Linked DNA regions of Mus musculus: all the other regions are linked to region 5. A link is a loop called in an ENCODE intact Hi-C map of the cell type or tissue named here. Cell type or tissue: left cerebral cortex. All regions are shown on one strand.

What was found. A loop is a pair of places that touch in the nucleus more often than their neighbours do. Peaks named below come from ENCODE experiments on the same cell type or tissue, not always from the same donor. Only the 100,000 strongest peaks of a DNase experiment are listed, where the experiment ranks them.
Region 1: a loop joins it to region 5, with 2.1 times the contacts of the local background. A loop is called at or near these places in 4 of 42 quality-filtered maps.
Region 2: a loop joins it to region 5, with 6 times the contacts of the local background. A loop is called at or near these places in 2 of 42 quality-filtered maps.
Region 3: it touches region 5 in a loop (8-fold over the local background); 3 of 42 quality-filtered maps call a loop at or near these places.
Region 4: it touches region 5 in a loop (8-fold over the local background); 23 of 42 quality-filtered maps call a loop at or near these places.

Annotation. Positions count from the first base shown.
Region 1 is chr2:180,097,528-180,102,527 of GRCm38, forward strand. Hrh3 (histamine receptor H3) reads right to left here. Exons shown (of 3, transcript NM_133849.3): 3 at 1,938-3,889. The coding sequence ends at 2,969. Among named protein-coding and RNA genes, the nearest start is that of Hrh3, 4.4 kb to the right of the region's middle. In left cerebral cortex, a CTCF peak has its summit at 739; DNase peaks (open chromatin) are centred at 744 and 2,250.
Region 2 is chr2:180,708,073-180,713,072 of GRCm38, forward strand. It overlaps Gid8 (GID complex subunit 8), which reads left to right and starts at 2,154. Exons shown (of 5, transcript NM_001289652.1): 1 at 2,154-2,278. It also overlaps a transcript of Dido1 not described here. In left cerebral cortex, no CTCF peak of the experiment used is centred here; DNase peaks (open chromatin) are centred at 1,986, 2,507 and 2,863; H3K4me3 peaks cover 3,096 bases; H3K27ac peaks cover 2,185 bases.
Region 3 is chr2:180,068,115-180,073,114 of GRCm38, forward strand. Ss18l1 (SS18, nBAF chromatin remodeling complex subunit like 1) reads left to right here. Exons shown (of 11, transcript NM_178750.5): 11 at 1-2,087. Mtg2 (mitochondrial ribosome associated GTPase 2) reads left to right here and starts at 2,479. Exons shown (of 10, transcript NM_181424.3): 1 at 2,479-2,501; 2 at 3,680-3,772. In left cerebral cortex, a CTCF peak has its summit at 2,516; DNase peaks (open chromatin) are centred at 2,470, 2,911, 3,199 and 3,232; H3K4me3 peaks cover 1,587 bases; H3K27ac peaks cover 1,695 bases.
Region 4 is chr2:180,249,273-180,254,272 of GRCm38, forward strand. No RefSeq gene overlaps it. Among named protein-coding and RNA genes, the nearest start is that of Rps21, 5.6 kb to the right of the region's middle. In left cerebral cortex, a CTCF peak has its summit at 2,196 (motif pointing left); a DNase peak (open chromatin) is centred at 2,176.
Region 5 is chr2:180,168,973-180,173,972 of GRCm38, forward strand. It overlaps Adrm1 (adhesion regulating molecule 1), which reads left to right and starts at 2,616. Exons shown (of 10, transcript NM_019822.3): 1 at 2,616-2,716; 2 at 3,062-3,275; 3 at 3,884-4,000; 4 at 4,938-5,000. The coding sequence starts at 3,063. Gm29886 (a long non-coding RNA gene) reads right to left here and starts at 2,278. Exons shown (of 4, transcript XR_867152.3): 1 at 2,194-2,278; 2 at 1,536-1,811. In left cerebral cortex, CTCF peaks have their summits at 2,414 (motif pointing right) and 4,388 (motif pointing left); DNase peaks (open chromatin) are centred at 1,393, 1,581, 2,496, 3,289 and 1 more place; H3K4me3 peaks cover 2,488 bases; H3K27ac peaks cover 1,855 bases.

The sequences.
Region 1 (5,000 bases), 71 kb before region 5:
TGGGAAGGTCCCCAGCTCGTGTGTGTCAGGGCCTCTCCCCATGGAGCATCTTCAGAGTCAGTGCCAAGAGTGAAGAGATGTGCAGTCAGGGTCAACACCCAGGGGACCCACTCCTCCAGGTGGCCCTCAGCCTGGCCATAGCCCTGACTTAGAATCCAAGTGGAAGTCTGTCTCCGTTGGTGATCCCTGGTTGGTAACTGATCCTTCTCCCAGTCCTAAGACAACTCTGACCTAGAACTGCTTATCTCAGGGGTCCTTTATCTGTCACCTCTGGCTCAGGGCCCACATCTGTGCTGCTCTGCTGGCAACCCATCTCCCTGGCACCAGTGCACAGTAGGTGCTCAGTAAACAACATCTGTGCCACTGAACTCCAGCCCAGCTCTGTCTCCTCGAGGCTGGGACTATGGGAGCGGCTGGCTGGCACTGCAGAGGGCCCCCTCCTCCTGTTTGTTTGCTGCACACGCGGGCCCAATAGACTCCGTGTCTTTCTTCTCTCCTCCTCCGTCCCCACACAGTGACTCCGGGAGTGGCAGTTTCCAGAGATTGAAGGCAAAATTGCTTGAAAGCCTGTGCTTTTATCCTCCAATTTGTAGCCATTTAGTAGGGCCGGGCGGAGGGGCAGCCTGGCCACCGGCTATGCTGGAAGTACCCTTTGTCCTTTCTCCTTTCCCAGATCATTCTGGGCTTTGGGGACAGATACCCGCTGAGGAGGGAAGGCCTGGTGCAGTGTGAGGGAGCCAGTACCAGCCTGTTGGGGGAGCCACGAAACCTCTTAGCTCTCAGGGACAAGATTGGGGGTGGTGGTTGCTGAGCAGATGTGGTATCTCCTCTCACCACTCCCAACTGCTTAGGATAAGGCCCAGCTTGGGGCAGTGAGGCACAAGGTACACTGACTGTGAAGGGAGACCCAGAATCCCCAGGTTCACGCCACAATCCAGCGACTGAGGAGGGGCCTGAGTGATTCGAGGAAGGAAGGTCATGCTTGAGCCCAGAGGAAGCCAGACTCAAATCCAGGGAAAGACAGAAGAGGGAGGGTCTCTGCCTTTTGGGGGTTGTCAAGTAGCTGGGGAAGACAAGTGCTGGCACAGCTGCAGGGACTGCACATCTGGAGGAGGACAGGCTTTGTGGGTTGCCTCCCCTGTGCAGCACTGAGCTAACCTGAAGCTTTACTCTGGTGTCCCTCACTGCAGTGAAGACCCCAGGGTGTCTAGACATGGTGGCAGCATCCCTCCCTGCTCTGAGGAGGAAAGGTGAAGTCTCTAAAGATCAAGGTCATGGTAAGGTGACAGCCAGGGCCAGGCTGTCCTGCTCCGGGTGGTGAGGCTACCCATAAGGCTGTCCTCTGGGAGCAGTACCGCCCACCTTCCATTGGTCTTCTTCCTACCATCCCCGACCTTCAAACACAACCATCACCAGATTTTTGCCTGCGCTGGTGACTCTGCATCTCTCACGCCCACAAGCCCAGCTGCAGTTCTCACAACTTCGGAGGCCCTCTGTGGCCCCACCAGCCCCTTCGTTGCCATTTTTCTGAGCTTCTCTCAAAGCATGAAGCATGGTTAAGGCCCTTCCTGGGGACCATGTCTTGCCAGCACTTGGCTGGCTACTCATGTGTAAGGTCAAGGGCATGACAATGAATGCTTTCTGACATGAAAACTGAGCACCTACCTTGGAATGGCTACAGATCTGTATTCTATGAACCATCCCAGTACTATATACCACCCTCCTGAAAGGGGGTACCTGCTGGGCCTCCCCCACAGATCCTCGGGGAGTCTTACAATGAGGCACTGCTGGGAACAGTTCCTTATGGGAACTACACCCTGGGATGACAGCCTGGCTTTTCTTCCATCTCAGTTAGAATACCCAGGCCACATCCTCGGCTCCACTGGACCTCTGATTAGAGCCCTGAACAATAGCTACACTCACAAAGTCCCCAAAAGTCAGCACCCATAAAAAAATACACTTTATTGTGTCTTCACATTGGCAGAGGCAGCACACCAGGGCACAAGGATTGCAGAGCATGCAGAGGCCTGAGGTAAGTACACAGGACGAGGCAAAGCATTCCTCCCAGGTGTCGAGAACCTGCTCTCCCTCCTGCTGACTGTCCCATGAGCCGAAGAGCCGCTCTACCCCACAACCAACCCACCCCCAAATTCTGACTGCGCAGATGGGGCAAGCAGGGCAGGGCTATCGTCCCGAGCCTGGGGGTGGGGCAGGCAGAAGCAGCTGGCGCGGCTCAGCCGGAAGCTGCAGCGCCGAGGGAGGAGGGCGTGGGAGCCCACACCTGCCAATCCAGCCCCGAGCTCCTCGGCAATTTTGTCTCTCTTGATTAAACATCCAAGGAACATCAAGTTCACAGACTTGATGTTTTCTTCTCCTCCATCTTCCTGAAAACATCCAGAATGGAAGAGCAGAGAAGCTTCAAGGTTCCTGGGGCGCTTGACACTTCATGGGGCAAAGAGTTGAAGGGAGAGGGGGTTAGGAGCTGGGCTCCGGGATTAAGGAAGAGACAGCGGCAGCAAAGGGCATCGCCCCAGATCGTCTTGGGAGAGAGAAGGTATTGCAAGTGTGTGGTGGAAGTGGCAGGTGTGTGCACATGCAGGGCGCATTGCCAGGGCAGGAGCTGGGAGCACACACCAAGGTTTGCATTAGGGAGGACACCAACCACTAAGTATGCAAAGGAGGACATCACTGGCACTGCACTGAGTGTGTGGAGGTGGAAGGCATGCCTGGGACTCCCGGATTGTCTCTTCTGGGGTGAAGGAGAATGTGGCGGCAAAGCCAGCCAGCACACTCCAGTTCCACCAACGAGGGCTCTTGGCCCTCCTACCATGCTGCCCCACTGCCGGGTTGATGCTCTAAGAGGCTGCCATGGCATTTGGAGCAGACCCCGGACAAAGGCAGGGCCCACGCTCGGGCTCCCCCTCAGAACAGGTACAAGGGCCTGGCCGTAGAAGGGTGGGGCAGCTGCTCACTTCCAGCACTGCTCCAGGGAGCCATGGGGCTGGACCTTGAGCTTCTGGGGGCAGAGGAGCTTGGTGAAGGCTCTACGGAAGCTGTAGTGGCACAGTGGGTAGAGGACGGGGTTGACGGCCGAGTTGGCCCACAGAAGCCAGAAGGACGTCTCGTACCAGTAGTCGGGGACGCAGTGGCCATGGCAAGCAGCCCGGATGATCATGAGGAGTGTGTACGGGGCCCAGCAGAGCCCAAAGATGCTCACGATGATAGCCAGCGACTTGGCTACCTTCTTGTCCCGCGACAGCCGAAAGCGCTGGGTGATGCTTTGGGATACCATCTTCATGCGCTTCTCCAAGGACGCTGAAGACGCTGATGGCTTGGAGCCCCTTTTGAGTGAGCGTGGCCTCTCAGTGCCCCTTGAGGAGCTGCCGGAGCTGGAGGTAGGCGAGGCAGCAGCGCCTCCACCGCTGCCACCCCCGAGGCCAGCCTCCCCAGTCTCAACACCAGGGCCTGCCTCACCCACCCCATACCTGTGCAATGGCATGGCCTCCCCGTGCCCCTTTGGCCAGCAGCCCCAGCAGCTGGGGGGAGCTGGAGGTGGCGAGGGTTGGGCATCAGGTGGGGGTTCTGGACCAGCCTCTCGGCCCCCATCCAGCCGAAGACGAGTGCGCCTCTGGATGTTCAGGTAGATGCTGAGGTTGAAGAAGGTAACGCTGAGGAAGGGTGTGAAGAACTCGAGGGTGGAGGCCGTGATGAGAAAGTACCAGTTGTAGAAGAACTCAGCATAGCAGTGGCCCTCGGGGATGGAGCTGCCACCGGACAGGTACTCCCAACTCAGGATGGCAGGCCCATACAGCAGGAAGGCCAGCACCCACACCAGTGCCATCTTCCGAACAGCCCGTCTTGTGTCCCCCTGCTGGGCCCGGTAGGAGACCTGCAGTGGTTTGTACAGATCAACAACAGGTCAGCAGCATTGGACTGGAGGATCAGAGAAGCCTCAGCTTCCGTGTCTGCTCTGGGTAAGGTGCCATGTTCCTTCTCTCCCCTGCTTGTGTCCCCTGCCTGCCTGATGCCCACACATTCTCCCAGAGCCTCAGAGCCTACCACAACCAACCAGAATCCTGTCTCTTCATCATCCTCCACCAGCTCCATGGGGTCCCCCTGACTTTGCTTGTGTCATTAGCACTGGCCACACCCAGAGGCCACACACAACTGTTTCTGATGTGAGGCTTCTTGCAAGGGCCAGAGAGCTGTCTTCAACGGTTTGCTGTGCTGAAAGGGAAGGGCTTTGTCCCAACTCTGCACCAGTATTTCCTTCCTCTCACTACTGGAGCTGGGAATACAGAAGGGAAACCTGCTGGCCCACTGCTAGAGACTCCTCCCACCCCACCCCACCCCACAAAAATTAAATAGTCTGTCTTCTTTTCTAGAAGGTGAATGGCTAGAAAAGGTAGGAAGGTGGGACCATCTAGTCTTTTTCCAAGAAACAAAGTAAGCTCCAAGTGCGCTGAGTAAGCAAGGGGAAGGGTGGCAGGAGGGGCCAAAAATCCTGCTAAGGGGCCTCAGAGGGACAGCTGAGACAAGTGTCCTTGACAGCCACCTTGGGAACCACACAAGCTAACCACAGGTCTAGGGTACACATGCCACATGCCAGCACTGTACTGGGCACCTTAGTCACAATAGCCCTGTGGTTCAGGGGATGGTACAGGGGACCTAGGGAAGCTCAAGAGGGCTCCATGCTGGTGCTCTTTGCAAGCATCCTCAGGATGCATCCTGACAAAACCTGAAGGGAGTGAGCCACTGAGAAGAGGAGTTGGGGAAGTGGGAGATGGACCCCCACTCCACACCAGTGTCCTCCTCTCCCTCTGCCTGGGTCCCAGAGCTATCTTACAACAGCCATTTAGGGGAGCGTGTGCAGTTAGGGACTGCGGCTTCCTGGTGTTATGTGAGCACGCCTTCATGCACACAAAAGTGGGAAGGATGAAGACCCTCCTTCAGTTCCAGGAATCCTGTACCTGTCCAGGATAGAGGATGGACCCTGACAC
Region 2 (5,000 bases), 540 kb after region 5:
CAGTTAATATTTGATTTGTATTTTATACATCCATATAACCAGAATAGCACGAAAAAAATCCTTATGCTGGGGCTGGAGAGATGGCTCAGGGGTTAAGAGCACTGACTGCTCTTCCAGAGGTCCCAAGTTCAATTCCCAGCAACCACATGGTGGCTCACAACCATCTGTAATGAGATCTGATGTCCTCTTCTGGTGTGTCTAAAGACAGCTACAGTGTACTCACAAACATAAAATAAAACTTAAAAAAAAAATCCTTATGCATAAAGTGGTTGTAGGTGGAAAGTTTAAGAATCCCTAGTTTACAAGATCACTTGAACTGGGCATGGTAGGGCACACAGCCCTGTCTGACCTGGAACGCACAGAGATCCACTTGCCTCTAGGTATGCCACCATGAGCAGCCTATGAGGCACACTACTAACATCCAAGCTACCTACACAGAGAAACATTATCTGGAAAATTCAAAAAATAAAAATTATCACCTGAGCAAAAGGAAAAGACAAAACTTGCTGGTATTTAGTGGAACTTCCCAGGGAAGCCCAAGCAGTGGAGGGGAGCATTTCACAGCCCAAAGAGAACAACAGGAGTCCGGGTGCAATCAACTGGCAAAAAAATGCCTTACATGAAATGAAGGTCAGGGTGTAGGAGAAATAGTACTGGGAGGACATATGTGACAATGTCATGCAAGCAGCAAAGATGAGCTCAAAGTCAAGCAGCTGAAGAACCCTCAACAGGAGCTAGTTTGTAGAAAAGACTAGGGGACTAGCAGATTGCTCATCCACCATCCACAGAGGCATTAACATTCTGAGTTAACCCTCTTCTCTCCTCATGATACCAGCCTCTTCCCTTGCACAAGTTTGAGTTGATAATCCAACTTTACCCAGAGTTAAAGTAAGTGCTACAAAGTTTGTCGATACCAACCTGGATAGCTTCGGGTAGAGCTATGGAGTTAAGAGACTGCCACTGTGGTCATTGTGTCTGACAGATCTGCTAAACTGGTCTTATTTTCAGTGACTCAATGAGAAGTTGCTTTCCCTGGACAGTTCATCTTTAAACAAGCACACCCAAACATCTCAGGGCGGACGGACCAACATTCCTTCCAGAAGCATTCCAGAATTTCTTTACATTACAATGACTGAATTTGCATTCACCTCCGGTAGACAATGGACACATAAATATGCAAATACCCATTTAACCGTTCCTATCCGGCAGTGTTAAAGAGCCTCCAACTTCCCCCATCCCTTACCGGAATATCTAACCCATAACAAGGCATTGGGTAAACAGGATTCGGGGTTGGGAGGAATAGGGGTCCCTTCTCCGGCGGCAGAAATCCCCTCCGCCGAAGTTCAGAGCTGGGTCCACACCATACGCCGCTAAGAAAAAAGACACTCACTGTGAGCGCCCAGAAGTAGGGAGTACCCTCGGCGGAGGGGTCCCCACTGTGAGCACTTCTGAAGCATGGATCCGCTCTGCTTCGATGATTGCCTTAGAAGTAGGGATTAACTTCGTGCATGTCCCTGAGAACCCCAGCACTAGGGAGTCACCTTTATTAGTGCCCAGAAACGAGGGAACAACAGTCTCCGCAGTCCGCTCTCCAGCGTGGCCACAAAGATCGCTCTAGGCAGGGCCGTTCTGACGCTGATCAGGCCTCGATTACAACGTTCCCGGAATAAATCCTAGGAGCTCGCTCACATCCGGAGGCCTTGTCTTTGGGACTAGAGCCTGGCGGACTACAAGCCGGGGAATGCCCTCCTCATCTCGCGCACTCCGGTGTTCACACACACCTATTACTCGCCCCACCCCCACTTCACACACACAAAAACAAGAAAAGAGCTGGGACCTTCGTTTCGAACTCAGTCTACACGTCTCCATCCCCGCGCTAGCACTCAGTACGCGAATGCCCCCGCAGCAGCCATCTTGCGCAAAAGCGATGCGAGCCTTTTGACTCTCGCGCCAACCCGTAGAGCCAGAGCCCTGCCGAAGAGTTCTGCGCAAAAACGGAAGTTGAGACCCTGGTTTCCGGCGACCGCCCGGGCGGTCGATTCGCGAGAGGATTCCATTGGTTGCCAGTTCGCATCTCGAAATCTTACGATCTCGCGAGAGGTGTCTGAGGGGCCGACGCCGGTGTAGCTACCTCCGCTCCGCGCCCCGCCCCCGCCCCCGCCGCCGCCGCCGCCTCCGCCTCCTCTATCTCCGCAGTCTCTGCCGCCCCTCCCCGGCCCCGGGAGCGGCCGCGGAGCCGCCACCCAGACACTGTCGCACGGGAGGCGGGATCCGCACGGTAAGATGGCCGCAGCGGGCCCTGACGGCCGTGCCGAGCGTCTCCGCGGGGCTCCGGGGTGGACCGAGGCGCGGAGGTCAGAGGTCGGGGGTCTGTGCCCGACAGGCTGCCCTGCCCAGGGTATCCGAAGCCCAAGGCAAGAGCGGGGATCGGGGCGGTCAGTTCTGCCCTCCACGGCCGGGCCCCGGAGCGGGAGGACTGGAGGCCGCGCTGTTAGTCCGGGTGCTGCCGGGACCCGAATAGTTACTGCAAATGTTCGCACGTCTCTGCCATTAAAGGCGCGGTGAAGGGGACAGCGGAAAGGTGAAGACGCAGCTACTGCGCTAAAAGTCATCCTCGGGGCTTAGGCTGCATCCCCGGCGACTGTGTAACCGCTGAATTTTGGGACCTCTGAGTCCTACAGAAACACTGCCCCCGTCTCTGTCCTTAGCCTTGCTTGATAACCTTTCCCGGCGCCGAGTGGAAATCGAGAGGCAAGGACCTTCTTGGGGAACATTTTTCCAACACTGATCTTTACCTTACTTCTGAATAAAAGTCGAATCGGTGAATTCTGCTGTCATCCTGTGGCATGGAGCGGCATCAACCCGGTTTAGTTTCACTTCCCGCCTCCTCCATACTACTACTACCTTTTGGGCTGCTGGGATCTTCAAGTCCGCCAGAACTAGAAATCCTGGCATGCCCCAAATTCGAAGTCTCTATAGCATTCACTGCGCAAACTCTCCACAAATGGGCTTTGGAATCGTAATGTTTTTTTAAACTTAATATCTTTTTAAAAGACTCTTGTTTAAATATCTTTCCCACAGTATGTGTATATGCGTGTTTCCCAAATTACTGTTTTTAGCGTGGGTCCCCATGACCTGTAATCCAGAGGCCTACCACACCTAACTGCCAGAGTCCTCTGCACCAGACTTGCCCTGCTCCTCCAACCTGTTTTACTTGCATCTCTCCCACGTTGCCATGCTCTCATTTCTAAGGCCTGACACTTGACATGGCAGTCTGTCCGTGCTTCTTTCTTTTCTCTTGTCCCTTCATATTCAGTCCAGCAACAGCTGCCATTAGTTAATTTGGAGGTCAAAGCTTGATCTTGGCTTCTCTTCTGATGTCCACTATACCAGCAGTAGGATATCTCTTTGTTGGACTGCTAAGCTCTTTCCATCCAGTATGCATTCCATTGTCAAACCAGAAACCAGAGCCACCTTTCAATTTTATGACATAGTAAAACAAATTAGCTGGTCCTTTGCAGTGCACAAACTAATATCTGTGAAGTGTATGTTACTGACCGAGTGAAAATGATCCAGCCCATGCTCCTAGAGCTACCCTAATTGCCCCCCACCCCCACCCCTGCTGACACGCCCTGTGGACCACCTAGGGTCCTGCCTTACTCCCTCATAAAAGAATCCCTGTGTGAAGGTCGGGTGTGGTGGCACAAGGCTTTAATCCCAGCACTTGGGAGGCAGAGGCAGGTGAATTTCTGAGTTCGAGGCCAGCCTGCTCTACAGAGTGAGTTCAAGTCTACACAGAGAAACCCTGTCACAGGAAAAAAAAAAGAGTCTCTGTATGAATCCTTGTCTTTGCTTAAGATCACAATATTTTGTGCTAAAAACATGCCATGTAGTTGTTTCATATCTGATTTTACAAAACTCATGTCACTTGTACTTCTCTTTTAATTTGTACTATTTTTCCCATCCAGTGTTGTTTTATTAAAGTGATGTGCAGCCATATTCCCTTCTAAAGCGTAGATACTTTGAATGTAAAACGTTCTTTATTTTTATTTATTTCTGAGGTAGAGTCTCACCATATCACTCTGACTGGGCCAGAGTTCTGTCTGTGGATCAACTTGCTTCTGCCTCACAAGTGCTGGGATTAAAGTCATGGCCAACACATCCAGCCAGAACAGTCTTTTTGAACCCATTTGTTGACTTGATAACATGTTTTAGCTTCCTTTACACCGAGTGTGAATATGCATGTTTGATATGCACGCTTATCATATGCTTGCTTTTACCATCATCTGTCTCTAGAGAGGCTATCAAGCCAGAACTTGTGCCATATGATCTGTGTGAAAAACTACAGCCTTATCTTCAGAACACTCATACCCAAGGGTTTGAATGTGGCATCTGTATATCGAGCTCCTTTATTCAGGCTCTTGTTGAGTGAACTTCTTAGGGAGTGGTGTCCACATTTTGCCATCTTATGCAGGCTCATCAGTGAACTGCACTTTCTTTGGTGCCAGCTGGAACTGTCTAGGTTGTAGGAGTAGGGAGGAAGGAGGCTTGTGCCATCTTATCAGTTTTCCCACAGAGGAGTTGAAGACTCCACCCTTGACTAACACTTGACTTCCTTTTGATTGCTGTGTCCTTTTTAACACCCTAACATAATGTCTAGTGTATAACTCTATAGTGATTCCCCTTAATACTTTTAGCTTCAAACCTAATCCCCTCCTTCATAGTGTGATGTCTTGGTCTCTTCATTCTAGGACTTCTGATTCTATTTCACTAACCATACATCCCACCTTTGACCTTGATGCTACCCAGATGTGTAACTGTCTCAGGCCTTTTTTGCTTGTCCGTTTGAAGATTGAAAGCATCCTCCTACTTTTTGGTTTTTGGAGACAGGGCTTCTCTGTATAGCTCTGGCTGGCCTCAAACTCACTCTGTAGACCAGGCTGGCCTCGAACTCAGAAATCCGCCTGCCTCTGCCTCCTAAGTACTGAGATTAAAGGCAT
Region 3 (5,000 bases), 100 kb before region 5:
TTGTGTGTAGTATGGCTTTGGCCCTTGGCGTCATCTCTAGGATTTGAGTGTGCCCAAACCTAAGTTTATAGAGAATTTAAAGTACTCATGTTTAATTTTACAAGCAGTTGGCAAGTGTTTATATTACTTCTTCAGGACCTCTGAGTTCAGATTGCCAAGCAGATGTTCCTTTGCGTTTAGGGAAGTCTGAAATCCACACTGCATTTTTAATGAATCCAAATAACTTTATTACGTTCTTTCAAATGAAAAGGACAAGTTTTATACAGTGAGAATTGGGTGATTTTTTTTTTTTTTACATTCCTAGGATGTTTAATCTCGTTTTAATTCTGTGCAAACATGAGAGACAGCCTTTTTGAAAAGGTTCTATCAAAGGAAAACACCGCATATAATGCAGCAGGCATATTTTTCAGCATTTATTTAGATAATAACAATGTTACTATGAGAAGAAAAGAACAACCTTGAAGATGAGTGCTCAGAACAACCAAGAACATACAAAACCATCCCCAAGGATGCAGGGCTTGGTACATCAGACCTGTCCACCAGGATGCTTTTGCTTTATTTGTGTCTTATATGTAGCCCAGACTGGCCTCAAACTCACTACATAGCTGAGGCTGAACTTAATGATCCCCCAGCCTCCACTCCCGGGTACTGAGACCACGGGCATGCACCACCACATCTGTTTTCAGCTGATAGTTTTTAAAATATAAAACTTACCTGTAGCTCAGTAGTAAGGCACCTTTGTGGAGTTTGCTTGAATTAATCTTGACAGTCTTGCTGGAACTTACAGTGCAAGCTCCATTTACTTACAGGAGAATCAAGGGCCGGATCAAAGGACTTGTCTGTGTCGGCTGCCGTCTTACTCTAGGACATTCTCCCTCTCCTTGGGACCATTATCAACAACCATGGGCATATGTGTCTCATAGGCACAGGGTTTAGGAAACACACAGGCAAGGGCTGACTACATGACGGCTTTAACTTTACAGAAACAAGTTTCTGATCGCTACATGGCAGAAGTATTAGCAACTTGATTTTAGGGACTCATCATCTCTTTAGCTCCTTCCCTTTCTGGCAATTTTTATAAAACTAGCCTACAAGCTCACTTGGGGGCTAAATATCCCATTGAAAATGTCGAAACATTTTAAGTAACTGTGAAATGGTTTTTATTCCTTGCCAATCTGGGAATATGCCTTTTATGTATGCATACATGTGCAAGTGTGTACGTGTGTGTGTGTGTGTGTGTGTGTATGTATGTGTGTGTATGTGTGTATATATATGTGTGTATGTTAAAGTGCTGTATTAGTGTGTATGTGTGTGTGTATATGTAAAGTGCTGTGTTAGTGTGTGTTAATACTTTTTGAAAGAAAAGAACACTTAAAATATGTATCACCCCAAAAGTTCAATTTGAAATGTCTTACATTAAGAATTTCTTGAATGTTGTGTATATATTTTTAAAAGCACTTTGTGAAATAGTTTGTACATTTATTTCCTAATTTATACCTGATTTTGGTGTTAATATATTTAATGATTAATATTGTTTATTTAATGTTTTATTGATTTTTATGTAATTTTGTGGGGGAAAGTGATGCCAGTCTTTTTCATTGCCTGTATTATAGCTTTTCTTCTGTAACATGAATGTTTGAAAAGTCCTAGGCTGAAATGAACCCTTCGTGCAGGTGTGGTTGACTGTGTTTTGTTTTCAATGGTTCCTCCTACTGAAGGCCAGAAAAGATGCAAAGGGAGATTTGGAAATCGCTGCTCATTCTTCCTCCTGTTTCCCAGCATCCGTTCAATACTTGGTGAACTTGACCACTGAGGACTGGGGTTTTCAGATGTGCTGACCACTACGCGCTGCGCTTGTCAGGGGCTATGGGTGGATGGACATCTCTGCAGACTTAGCATATAGCACAGTGGGAGATGGGAGATGTCCGCAGAGGCACTGGGCAGACACAGGCCTGGCCCAGAAAGGAGGTGTTTTCCTTTCCTGTTGTACCTGTTCTCAGACGTGGGCTTCAGTGACTGAGTGTCCGTTCAAACTTGTAAAAAGAGGAAGACTTTCCATTTCCATTAAAACACTTTTTTAGCCATTACCTCATTTCTGTTTATTGAGCATGTTACGTCTGTCTTGTTATTTGTGAACGAAGTACAGTTTTTAAACACCCTATCATTTTCACCCTTGTTTGGTTGGTTGGTTAGACGGAGGCGCACTGTACAAACCTATGTGACTCTCAGACATTCCCGGCCTCTTTTTCCCGAGACTGGAATTAAAAGCGTGCGACCCGGCACCTGGCTTTTTCCTGGTTTTGTGAGACAGGATCACTGTGTGTCTCAGGCTGGGCAGGAATTCACGGCGATCCTTCTGCTCAGCTTCCTTGGTGCCCAGACTTTGGCTTTGGAGCCACAGAGACCACGGGATTCGGGGGGCGGTGCCTCGCCTTCCGGTTTGCTGCTGCACTGCGCGTGCGCGGCCAGAGCCCGACCCGGAACCAGTCGAGCGAGCGGAGGTGGGAGCTGTCGGGAGCGGGTGGGTGCGGGCGGCATTGCACGGGTGTGCGTTCTCCGGCGGCAGGCGGCGGGCGGGATGACTGGGCGGGATCTCTCTCTGTGTGCGGTGGCTCTAATGAGGAGAGCCCGTCCGGCCTGATCGCCGTAAAGTTGGTTTCTGAAAGACTCGCTCTCGCCTTAGCTTGAGCGTGATGGCGCACGCTTGTAAGCGCAGCTTCCCAGATGAGACAGGTGGATTTCTAGGAGTTCGAGGCCCGCCTAGGCCACATAGTGAGACCATGAACAGAAAACAATGGCAGAAACGTCCCCTTGCCCAGCTCTTTTGGAAAGCCTTTATGGATGCGCTACTAGGGTAGAGGCTCACCTGTTAAGATGCAGGCGCCGCAGTGTGTCGCCTAACTATGGGCAGTTGAGTCTTCCTGAGTCCCCGCCTCCGCGGCTTTGTAGAGGCATTCTTTTAAAGATGAGGTAAAGAAGCATTCTGCACACTAAGGATCGGTAGAGATGCGCCTGGGGTGCGAGCAAATGGCCTTGTTCCTACTCAGAAATCTAAAGGACCAGCATGGAACAGTTTCGGAGCTGTCGGGAGGTTTCCCTGCCTGCATGTGAACCAGTCTGGGACCTTGAGTGCTGGGTCGGGGATTGGGTGGGAGGTGGCAGCTGTCCCTCCAGTCAGTCTGTCCCACAAGGCCCCATAGGGCAGGCACCCAGACAGCAGCGTTGTTGAACGCGTGCTTTATTTTGTTTTTGAGACAGGCTCTCCCTTGCTGGCCTGGCACCCAGATGCCTGTCTGGCTTCCGGAGTGCATCTGCCACCGCACACAGCAGGAACACTTACCCCCACCCCCGTGAATGGCATATAATTAAGTAAAAACCATGTAATGTGAGTTGTCAGGTGACAAAATGATACTCCAGTTTCTAAATGTTTTCCACATGAAGAACGAAGTAGATCACAAACATATGTAATGAAGTGTAAAAGTATGTAGCAGAAACAGTAATGCCCGCGTGGGATTTAATATCCGGTAGCAAAGTGAAAATGGAATGCTTAGAATTAAGTTAGTTAACTGTGAATACTGTTAACCAATTGTGCTTAGCCTATAAAAGAATAACACTGAAGAAATGAAAACATTCCTCAAGAATGCTTTTTTTTTTCCCCCTTTCTCTTTTTTTAAGACAGGTTTGCATGTGTCTGGCTCCCTGGCTGGCCTTGAACTTGCTAAGTAGTAGAAGATGACCTTGAACTTCTGACCTTCCTACCTCCACCTCCTGAGTAAGTGGTGGCATGCCTGGATTATGTGATTCCAGGGGTCAACCCCAGGGCTTTGTGCATGCTAGGTCGGTAGGCATTCTACCAACTGAGCTACACCCCTCTTCCACAGTGCTTTCTTCTTTCTCATTGAAGACATCTTGGCACATGTCTCTAGTGCCAGCTACACAATCAGATCAATCGGTTCACTGTGAAACTAGTGCGGAAGGTTCCTGGACACACCTCTTGTGGACAGTAGCCGGGAGCTTAGCATCCTGTATAGCAGCAGTGGCCCTCTCACACGGTAGCACCGTGGAATTCCCCATACATGAAAGCCTTGCTGTACAGCCTTAAAGCATCTTGGCTCTCAGGCTCCAGGCTCTGACTCTCTTCATTGGCCCAGCAAAGGCACAGTTAGACAGAAAGTGAGGATGCCCTCCTAGGCTCCCTCTACAGTGTGCTGTGGGTAGACCCTACCCACTAGGACTTTCTGTGATGGCAGTATCCTAGTCTGTATTTCCTGGTTTAGCCCTGAGTGGCCTGTAGCACTGAAGAACTAGGTACTTGGGCTTTATTTACTCTGGTGAGTGTGCATGCCCATGCATGTGAGTGTGCAGATGCACACACGTGCACATGTACAGGTAAGAGGGCATTAGGTGTCCTCTAGCACTCTTTCTCATTCCCTTGAGGCCAGGTTTCTCCCTGAGTCTGGATCTTGCCATCTCAGCCTCCGTGTAGTGTGCACGGTTGCAGGTTACACCACAAGCATTCTTGCCCACCGAGTCATCTCCTCAGCTGGATTTTAATTCATTTTAACTTTATCAGTCCCGGGTGGCTGTAGACACTAGATGGGACAGTGCAGAGATTGCGTTAGGTAAGCAATGAGAGAGAACAGCGACGACGGGAAAGAGGTTTCGTTTGCTCCCTGGCAGGGAGCCGCCCATCTCAAAGAGCAGACACACAAACTGAAAGTGGGGTGAGGAGCAGACTGTGGCAGCGTACACCTTTGGTCTCCACACTTAGAGGTGGAAGCAAGCAGTTTTCCATGACCTGCCAAGGCTATATGGTGAGACCTTGTTGTCCTCAAACCAACCCCCCCACCGCCACCAAAAGAAAAAAAAAAAAAAAAACCCACAGGAAACACAGAAAGAAGGAAAGGAGCCAAAGCAGACCCAAGTCTGTGTCAGGACGCCAGGTGGCTGTGCAGCTGTTCCTAACCTTTCCGTTTGGCTCCACCAGTGCCAAACCAGCT
Region 4 (5,000 bases), 80 kb after region 5:
GATAAAAAAGATTAAGTGGCTCACAGCACTGGGGATATGTCCCTGTGGGGGCAGCCCCCGCTCTTCCCAATGCCTAGATCTGCTTGCTTGGCTCACACACACCGCTTCTGTCTCCAGGGGAAGACCTGGTAGTGGCAACAGTCCAGAGCGGAGTCCTAGAGCTTCACATTCATTCCAATTCCGCTCTACCTGGGAACGGAGCGACCCAGAGTCAGGGCAATCTGTGCCTGGGGTCAGAGGTCAGCCTGGAGGCGGGGCATGACTCTGGACCTGACAGTGCACCTCGGTTGGAGAGAGCTGTTGGCTGTTGTTGGAGTTAGTGGACTGCTGGGCTGCAGAGGTTCTTCTCCTGTTGTTTGGCTCAGAGCTGGGTACCGAGTTCCTCTAGACCCCAGACAGCAGGGCTGACTCTCTGTTGGCACTGCCTAACGGGGCCTCACTTGAACCCTGTGTACCTAGGGGAGAGAGAGGGTTATATGACTGTCTGTGTGCTGCAGACCATGGCTAGGAAGCAGAGGCACCAGGAGCCACTCTCTGAGTTGGCTGTCAGAGCCTTCACCCAGGAGGGGCCTGAGGAAGAGGGGGCTGAAGCCCCTGGTCAGACCTATTCCAGGAGAAGGCCTGCCCCTTACCTGGACCCATTATTTATCCTGACCAAAGTTCAGGCCTGTGAGGAAGGTTTCCTTGCCCTGAACTGGATCCCTTCCTTCCTTCCTTCCTTCCTTCCTTCCTTCCTTCCTTCCTTCCTCCCTCCCTCCCTTCCTTCCTTCCCTTTTCTTTTCTTTTCTTTTCTTTTCTTTTCTTTTCTTTTCTTTTCTTTTTTCTTTTTTTGGTTTTTCGAGACAGGGTTTCTCTGTATAGCCCTGGCTATCCTGCTATCCTGGACCTCACTTTGTAGACCAGGGTGGCCTCGAACTCAGAAATCTGCCTGCCTCTGCCCCCCCCCCCCCCCCCGAGTGCTGGGATTAAAGGCGTGCGCCACCACTGCCCAACTTGGATCCTTTTCTCAAAAGCTGCATTTGATGCTGACCTAGCTCACAGCACTTGGCCCATACACAGCTACCCCATTTTGTCATGAAGTCTCAGTTTACACGTATGGGATGGAGGTGGGCCTTCAGGAGATATAGGGAACCCAGTGAGGTGTGCTGCACACAGAGACCCCGATAACCCAGATCAGAGCTGCACATGATGGGGGCTTTCAGAGTAACCAACCCAGGACTAGGGATCTATCCACCCAGCGTTTCTTTCTTTTTTTTTTTCTTTTTCAAGACAGCAGGGTTTCTCTGTGTAGCCCTGGGTGTCCTGGAACTCACTCTGTAGACCAGGCTGGCCTTGAACTCAGAAATCTGCCTGCCTCTGCCTTCCAAGTGCTAAGATTAAAGGCCTGTGCCATCACCGCCCGGCCCACCCAGCCTTTTAACTAGAAAATTGATGATGGTGATCATAGTGATGTTGATGATGGTGATGATAATGATGGTGATGTCATCTGTGCATCCTCATACATTCACACGCCCACAAATAAATAAAAAGTAAAATATAGGGCTGGTGAGATGGCTCAGTGGGTAAGAGCACCCGACTGCTCTTCCGAAGGTCAGGAGTTCAAATCCCAGCAACCACATGGTGGCTCACAACCATCCGTAACAAGATCTGACTCCCTCTTCTGGAGTGTCTGAAGACAGCTACAGTGTACTTACATATAATAAATAAATAAATCTTTAAAAAAAAAAGTAAAATATAATAAGAATAAGAAAGCATCCTCTTTACAACAACTAAAAAGCAACAGAGTACAAAGCCAGCCCTACTCCCTGCATGGCATGGGCGGTTGAGATCATACAAGACTGTTCACATTCCCTGCGTGGTGTAAGCGGTCGAGATCATGTAAGACACATGGGGTTCACTGAGGCAGAGCAGTGTTCTTGGGGAGGAGACCCGAGGACCTTCAGGAACCCTGCCTGAAAAGACTGCCTTGAAGCAGCAGCTTGAATTCTGAGGCCTGAGATTCTGCAGGGAGGTATCTGCTTAACAGCGTCTGAAGTTTGGGGTCCTTACTTGGCCTCTGACCCCATTCCCACCCTGGAGATCTTACAAGAGGTTCTGTCTCTTAGGTGAAGGAGTTCAGCTAGTCTGGAAGCGGCTAGGTTGAACCGTGTAAGCTTGCTCTTGTTCCAGAATGGTTCTTGGATGCCCCCTAGTGGCGACAAGGAACAGTACAAGGGGGTGTGAAGAGACCTTTCAGGATGGCACCTGCTGTGAGCAGTTTCCTCTCCTGCAGATCCTTAGGGGCTTGCGGAGAAAGAAACTCACTCCGCTCCTCCAGTGGGGGGTACTTACTTCTTTACTTTGGGGGTCTGGAATTTTGTGCATCAAATTATTTTTATAGAAAGGATCTTGTGTGCCCTGAAGGTGGAATTGCAATTCCATGCTGGGGTGCTGGAGAGGTGGAGACAGATGAACCCCTGGGATTCACTGGCTAAATTGGCTGAGATACAAACTCATGAGAGACTCTGTCTCAACAACACCCAGAGCTGACCTCTGGCCTGTGTGTGTGTGTGCGCGTGCGCACATAAGTATAGGCCAGTGTGTGTGTGTGTGTGTGTGTGTGTGTGTGTGTGTGTGTGTGTGTACAGGCAAGAGGTGTATCTGTGTACAGGCCAGAGGAATGTGTGTGTTTGTGTGTGTAGATGTATGTGTGTGTAGGCCAGAGGTTGGTAGCTTTTTCAGTCACTTTCTGACTCACTTTGTGAGACAAAGCCTCCTGCTGAGCCTGGAATTTGCTGCGTCACTAGATTAGCTGACCAGCAAGCTGCAGGACTTCTCCTGTCTCTGCCTCTGGGACCTTACATTACAGTCCTGGCATTACAGGTGTGCGTTGCCACGTCAGGCTTCTAGGGATTGAACTCAGGTCCTCATGCTTGTGCAGAAAGCATTTTGCTGATTCAGTCTTCTTCCTGGTACCACCTTCCACCCTCACCAATTTTTAATTAATTTATGAGATCAGGTCTCACTATGTAGGCCTGTTTGGCTTGGAACTCACTATGTAGACCAGGCCGGCCTTGAACTCACAAAGATCCACCGCTTGGGATTAAAGATATGTGTCACCACTCCTGGCCTCCCCCTTTGTAAAAACAAAACAAAACAAAACAAGTCTGTTTTGCTAGCTGTTTTGGTGGCATGGACCTATGATCCCAACTACTTAGAAGACTGAGGGAGTAGAATGTCAAGTTTGAGACTTGCCTAGGCTACAGAATTGAGTTCAAAGCCAGTCTGGGAAACTTAAGTGAGATGCTGTCTCAAAATGAAGAGCAAAGTAGGAGCTGTGGGTGGGTGGAGGGCTCTCTCAGGTTAAGAGTGCTTCCCAGAGGACCACACTGGGCAGCTCACAGCTGCGTGTAACTCCAGCTCCAGGGGCTTCAGCTCCTTCTGGCCTCCGTGGGTCACAGTACTCACATATAGAAACACACACACATACATATCCAGGTCGCATGGGTGTCCTCTGTTTCTGAACTGTACTTCAATCCAGTTGTAGTCAAGCTGACAACTGGGGACAGTCATCACGGTTTGGATGCAGTTATATAATCATTATGAGACACTCATTTTTGTTTGTTTGCTTTTTGAAACTGGGGTCTCACCAGATAGCTCTGGTGTCCTAGAACTCTCTATGTAGACCAGGCTGGCCTTGAACTCACAGAAACCAGTCTGACTCCTTCTGTCTCTGGAGTGCTGGGATCAAAGGCATGCACGGCCACCACCTGGCCACTTGAAAATTTGTTAGTTTCCATTGAATTTGTAAAACGTTCAGAGACTGTTTATCTCCTGCCTCCTGTCCTCTGGGATTCAAACTGCATTTATATTATGCTCTGACTTTCCTCAGACTTTCTCTCTCTCTCTCTCTCTCTCTCTCTCTCTCTTTTTTTTTTTTTTTTTTTTTGGTTTTTCGAGACAGTGTTTCTCTGTGTAGCCCTGGCTGTCCTGGAACTCACTCTGTAGACCAGGCTGGCCTCGAACTCAGAAATCCTCCTGCCCCTGCCTCCCAAGTGCTGGGATCAAAGGTGTGTGCCACCACGCCCGGCGACTTTCTCTTTTTTTTTTTTTTTTTTTTTTTTAAAGATTTATTTATTATATGTAAGTACACTGTAGCTATCTTTAGACACTCCAGATGAGGGCGTCAGATCTTGTTACAGATGGTTGTGAGCCACCATGTGGTTGCTGGGATTTGAACTCCGGACCTTCGGAAGAGCAGTCGGGTGCTCTTACCCACTGAGCCATCTCACCAGCCCTTTTTTTTTTTTAAGATTTATTTATTTATATGTAAGTACACTGTAGCTGTCTTCAGACACTCCAGAAGAGGGAGTCAGATCTTGTTATGGATGGTTGTGAGCCACCATGTGGTTGCTGGGATTTGAACTCTGGACCTTCGGAAGAGCAGTCTGGAAGAGCAGTCGGGTGCTCTTACCCACTGAGCCATCTCACCAGCCCGACTTTCTCTTTTTTAAGATTTGTTTTATGTAAGTACACTGTCTTCAGACACACCAGAAGATGACATCCCATCTCATTACAGATGGTTGTGAATCACCATGTGGTTGCTGCGAGTTGAACCCTGAACCTATAGAGCAGTCAGTGCTCTTAACCACTGAGCCATCTCCTCAGACCTTACCCTTCATACTTTCTAGTTTTATTTTATTTTATTTTATTTTATTTTATTTTTTGAGACAGGGTTTCACTCTATAGCCCAGGCTGTCCTTGAACTAGCAGCAATCCTGTCTCAGTTTTAAAACAAGGGAAGTGCTGTGATTAGAGGCATGAACTGTCACACTGTCTGTACCCATGCTTTTTATGGTTTAAAACTGCCAGGTGGTAGAGGTGGCAGAGGCGGCACATGCCTTTAATCCCAGCACTCAGGAGACAGAGGCAGGCAAATCTCTGTGAGTTTGAGGCCAGCCTGGTCTACACAGTGAGTACAGTGTGAGAGGCAAGCTCTGTCATTACCTGAGTAATGAGAT
Region 5 (5,000 bases):
TGCCTTTTTTGTGCCGTTATGCAGCACTCAAATGGAGTGGCCACGAACACAGCCTTCTCAGCACCCAGCTAGGATGGTGTGCTTCCCGCTACAGAATACTTAAGGAAGGCATGGGAGGTGCCATAGGACTGTAAGCTTTCCTGGCTCATGAGAAGATACTGGATCCAAGGCCCTCAACATTCATGACCTGGCAGAAGCCCAATCTCCTGGCTTTGAAATGTGGGTTCTTTGTGACTCTAGTAGCAGCTTTGACATATGTGGCAAGTAACATTTGCTTGGGGCCACAACCAGGTTAGATTTTCTTCTTTTTCTCTTTGGCTGCTTCATGCTATAGTGTCAGCTTCTGACACCAGGCTCCACCACTGCCTTCTGGAAACTAAGATTCTCAGAAATGATGAGGGCTGCCTAGCACCACACAGAATTGTCACCTGCAAAGAAGTTTTGTTTATGTGGGCTTTAAACAGCCCGGGCTGCATCATCCCATTAAGGTTCTCAGCACCCACATGGTGACTTACATGTGTCTATAACTTCAGTCTTAAGGATCCCAGATAGCCCTCTTCTGGACTTTGCAGGCACCCAGCATGTACATATGTACACTCAGGCAAAACACCCATACACATAAGATGAAAACCAATTACAAAATCGAGCTGGAAATGTGACTTGGGGGTGAAGCACTTTTTTGGGGGGAGTTTACGAGACAGGGTTTCTCTGTGTAGCCCTGGCTGTCCTAGAACTCACTCTGTAGATCAGGCTAGCCTCCAACTCAAGAGATCCGCCTGCCTCTGCCTCCGAGTGCTGGAATTAAAGGTGTGCACCACCACACCCAGGTGGGGGTGAAGCAATTAACCAGGAATGTTTCGGCCCTGGGTTGGATAGCCAGCATGACAACAAGCAAAGATAAACTTTCAGTTTATGAACATAACAGTGAAGTGACAGCTCTATTTTCCAAACTGCTCCCAAATTAATTAAATCTTTAAAGAATGACTTAAAACATTTTATGTGTGTTTTGCCTACATGCATGTCTATACAATGTGTGTGTGTGCCTGGTGCTCACACAGGCCAGAAGAGGGCATCCGGTCTCATGGAACTGAGGTTCCAGACAGTTGTGAGCTGCCATATGGGTGCTGGAAATCAGACCTGGGGGCCTCTGCAAGAGCTGCCAGTGCTTTTAACCACGGAAGCATTTCCCCAGTCCCAATTAAATCTTTTAAATTGGTCTTGAACACTTGGCAGTTCTCCTGCCTCAGCCTTTTCAGGGCTGGGATTATCAGGCATGAGCCACCACACCTAACGAAATTCAAAGGTTTTTGTAGTAAAGCTGGAAACTGGGCCAGCGAGATGACTCAACAGGTAACATTGTTTGCCAGGCAAGTCTGGTAACCCAAGTCTGATCACAGGAACCCAGAGTGTAAAGAAGCAAGTTACTGAATGTTGTGCTTAGACTGCCACATGGGTGACACACACTTTTAAAAAAAGGAAACTACACAGGACAGAGTCCAACAAAAAGATGACAGACGCAAGCATGTAGAACTTACTGCATCAGAATTCCAAGCAGGAACTAAAGCGAGTGAGCCACAGTGGCGACAGAAATGCATCTTAGAGGCGGGACTCCCTCCAGCTCAGGCTGGCCTGGAACACGTTGGTGTCGGCGTCAGACAGTAGTAAGTGAGAAAAACTACTTTTCACCTTTGTTTCAGAAAAAGACCGCACACGTTTCACATATACACAGATGGTAACTTGTGGAGCATGCCAGAGAATTCAGCACTGCTTGGCCCTGGAGAGGGCTGGAGGGTGGGCCTGGGGCCTTAAAGCTGTCATAGAGGAAGCAAAGAAATGGAAGTGGTGTGTAAAAGAAACTGTGAGGACTCTTGGGCTTTACATTCTGCGAGCACCTCTGCCCTACAGGAAGGTGGTGGCACCCTACCTGACTAGCTACAAGCAGCCCTTAGACCCCACCCATCCGCGGTGCTCTGTGAACTTGTTCTTACAGCATTGAGCAACCCCATGCTACCTTCTCCACCCCACCTCCACTCCCCCATCCTGAGCAGCCGCTTGTACTTTCCTATAATGTATGTCAAATTAGCACAAAGTGACATGAAGCTGACACTTTCCTCGCTCTCGTGTCAAGAGACTACCTCCTACCTTTTAAACCATGTGACTATTTTATGTCTTGGGCCCTGACACCTCGCTCACCCAATAATGCAAATCAGACAGGCTGTCTCCCTGCGGTGTGGAGAGAGACAGGTCCATTCAGAACTAGATGGGTAACAGCGGACATCCGTCCCAGGGTACGTGTCACAGCTCAACCCCACGAGCACGTTGGTGTACGGTCCGGTGCCCATCACCCTGGTCTCGACCTCTGCAGCGCCGCCCCGCGGGGGCCCTTTCTGCGAGTCGTGGAGGCCGGGGCGCTGTTCCCAGCGCTGCCGCCAGGGGCCACCGCCGCTCCCCTATGACACAGCAACAATAGGGGCCGCTCTGGCCCGCGCTTCCGCCGGAAACAGGCCGCCGGCGCGGAGGCGGGCCGGATGCGATGGACGGTGACCAGGGCCAATCGGGACCTGGTCGGGGCCGGCCGCGCGGCTGACGGAACTCAATCCGCGGCGAGAGCGGCGGCGGGGCGGGCCAAGCACGGGCTTCCGGCGAGGCCCGGCAGGCGCCGAGGAGGAAGAGCGAGCCCGGACGGTGCCCCTAGGCCGAGTGTGAGCACCGCCAGGTAGGGGCCCGGTGGCGGCAGCGGCGGCTTAGGCGCACGCGGCTCCAGGCTGGGTCGAGCGGCGGGAGGACGGGACGCGGCAGCAGCCGGGGGGCCGAGTCAGTCCGGGCCGGCCGCCGGTGCCCCAGACGCGCCGGGGCCGGACGCAGCGAGGCTCCCTCCGCACGGGCGGGCAGTGACGTCGCGGGAGCAGGGGCTCCGCGGGGCTGCGCTCGGCCCTGCGCACAGCCCTGGCCTTGCGCAGCCTGGCGCGCTCCCGCTCCCGGGCAGTCGCGGGCCGACCGGCGTATGGGTGGGACATTGAGCACGCGACGCGGAACGACGGGCCTCGCTCTGTTTTTTCAGGATGACGACTTCAGGCGCTCTGTTCCCAAGCCTGGTGCCCGGCTCTCGGGGGTCTTCTACCAAATATTTGGTGGAGTTCCGGGCAGGAAAAATGTCATTAAAAGGAACTACGGTCACCCCAGATAAACGGAAAGGTCTCGTGTACATCCAGCAGACGGACGACTCCCTTATTCACTTCTGTTGGAAAGACAGGACCTCTGGGACCGTGGAGGATGTGAGTGCCTGTAGCCAGAACAGGCCAGCGGGGCAAGAGCAGGGAATATGGCTTCATCTTCCATAGATTAGTGTAGGGGTCCCAAGGTTGGCAGAGTGCTCCAGTCACTCTGTGAAGCCATGCACCCCGTGGTGACCATGGTTCTTAAGGTTTTAGCAGAGACAGCCTGCTGACAGGGTGATAGGGTGGGCTGGTGGCCTCAGCCCTGGCCTTAAACTTCCAGTCTTGTGGAGGAGTGTGCAGATATGACCCTCACCACAGCCTCGGGTAGTTTAGCGCTCTGAAGAGGCTGCTTTCCTTGGGGCTCTTTGTCTCCCAAAGTACATTGTTCTTTGTTACACTTAGGAGCAGCTAGCCAGAGTTGGTTGACCTTTTACTTCTTGGAACACAGTTCCAGAATGTTTCTGTTAAGTCGTCTGGTCCTCAGAGAGCACTTTTTCTATTCCTCCAGTCTGGGCCCTCTTCTGTTTGTCTTCACTGGGGTCTGAGACTTCTTGACTCCACCCTGTTATTGGGGTCCAGCAAATATTCAGGGACCTAAGCCTTGGTGGTACACACTTGTGTGCCTCTGTCTATCTGTCGTCTGACTGTCCTCCTTGTGTCGCCAGGACTTGATTATCTTTCCTGATGACTGTGAGTTCAAGCGGGTACCTCAGTGCCCCAGTGGGAGGGTCTACGTGCTCAAGTTTAAGGCAGGGTCCAAGCGGCTCTTCTTCTGGATGCAGGTAAGCAGGAGAGTGGTCTACTCTGTCTTTCCTTGTGATTCACTTGGGGTTACTTTCCCCACATTAGAAGGTGCTGACCTGGAGGGCCTGGTCTGGCTGCGTTCCTACCACGGTGGCTAGCTGGTGGTTAGGCACCGGAGCCCCGCTCGTGGACTTATCTGTAGGCACACAGCTCCAGGGCCTCAGGTCTTCCATTACTCCATGGCCACGAATTTTAGCTCCCAGAGGTGACGCCCTCTGTTCTCTCAGCAGTTGAACGTCCCCCACTTAAGCTCTTCTGTGCTGTGTGTTGCGAGGCCCTTCAGTGTCATGGCTCCTGCATCTCACCCACATCTGCAGTGTCCCTCAAATGCAGTCTCCACAGTCTGCCACCTGTTGGAGACCATTGGCATATTTGTGTTTCTTATACTGTTAATGTGGTTCTGCTGTGGTATGGGACATGGGCTCTCTCTTGGGTATGTGGGTCCAGTCTGGAGTCAGGGCTAGACTTGGGGTATGTTCAAGGGTGGGGTACACAGCCATTACCATTGTCATCCTGTGAAAGGGGGCAACAAGCAGCTATTTGTCTGCAAAGTACCAGGAGGGGAGGGGCTTCCTCTCAGCCTGGGTTCTGGTCACCTGAGCACAAGGATCTAGAACACAGAGAGGACAAGGGGTGTGGCCCCTTTGCCTGGTGGTGGGGATCAGTTCGTTCCCTGCACGGCTCACCAGGAGCCATACAGTGAAGGCACTGCAGTCTTGCATTGTGATCATTGGCTCTGGGGCCTTCTCACTGTTGCCATTGCTGTCCTATTGAGCTGTGCTGTCACATTTGTAGTGCTGCCTCTCCAGTCACTGTGTGCGCGCGCTGATTGAGGCTAGCTGGCCACATGGGTGCAGGGAGCCGCTCCTTGTGCAGACTGCTCAGCTTTGGCTCTTTGCATATGCTCTCTGGCAGGAGCCCAAGACTGACCAAGATGAGGAGCACTGCCGGAAAGTCAACGAGTGTCTGAACAACCCC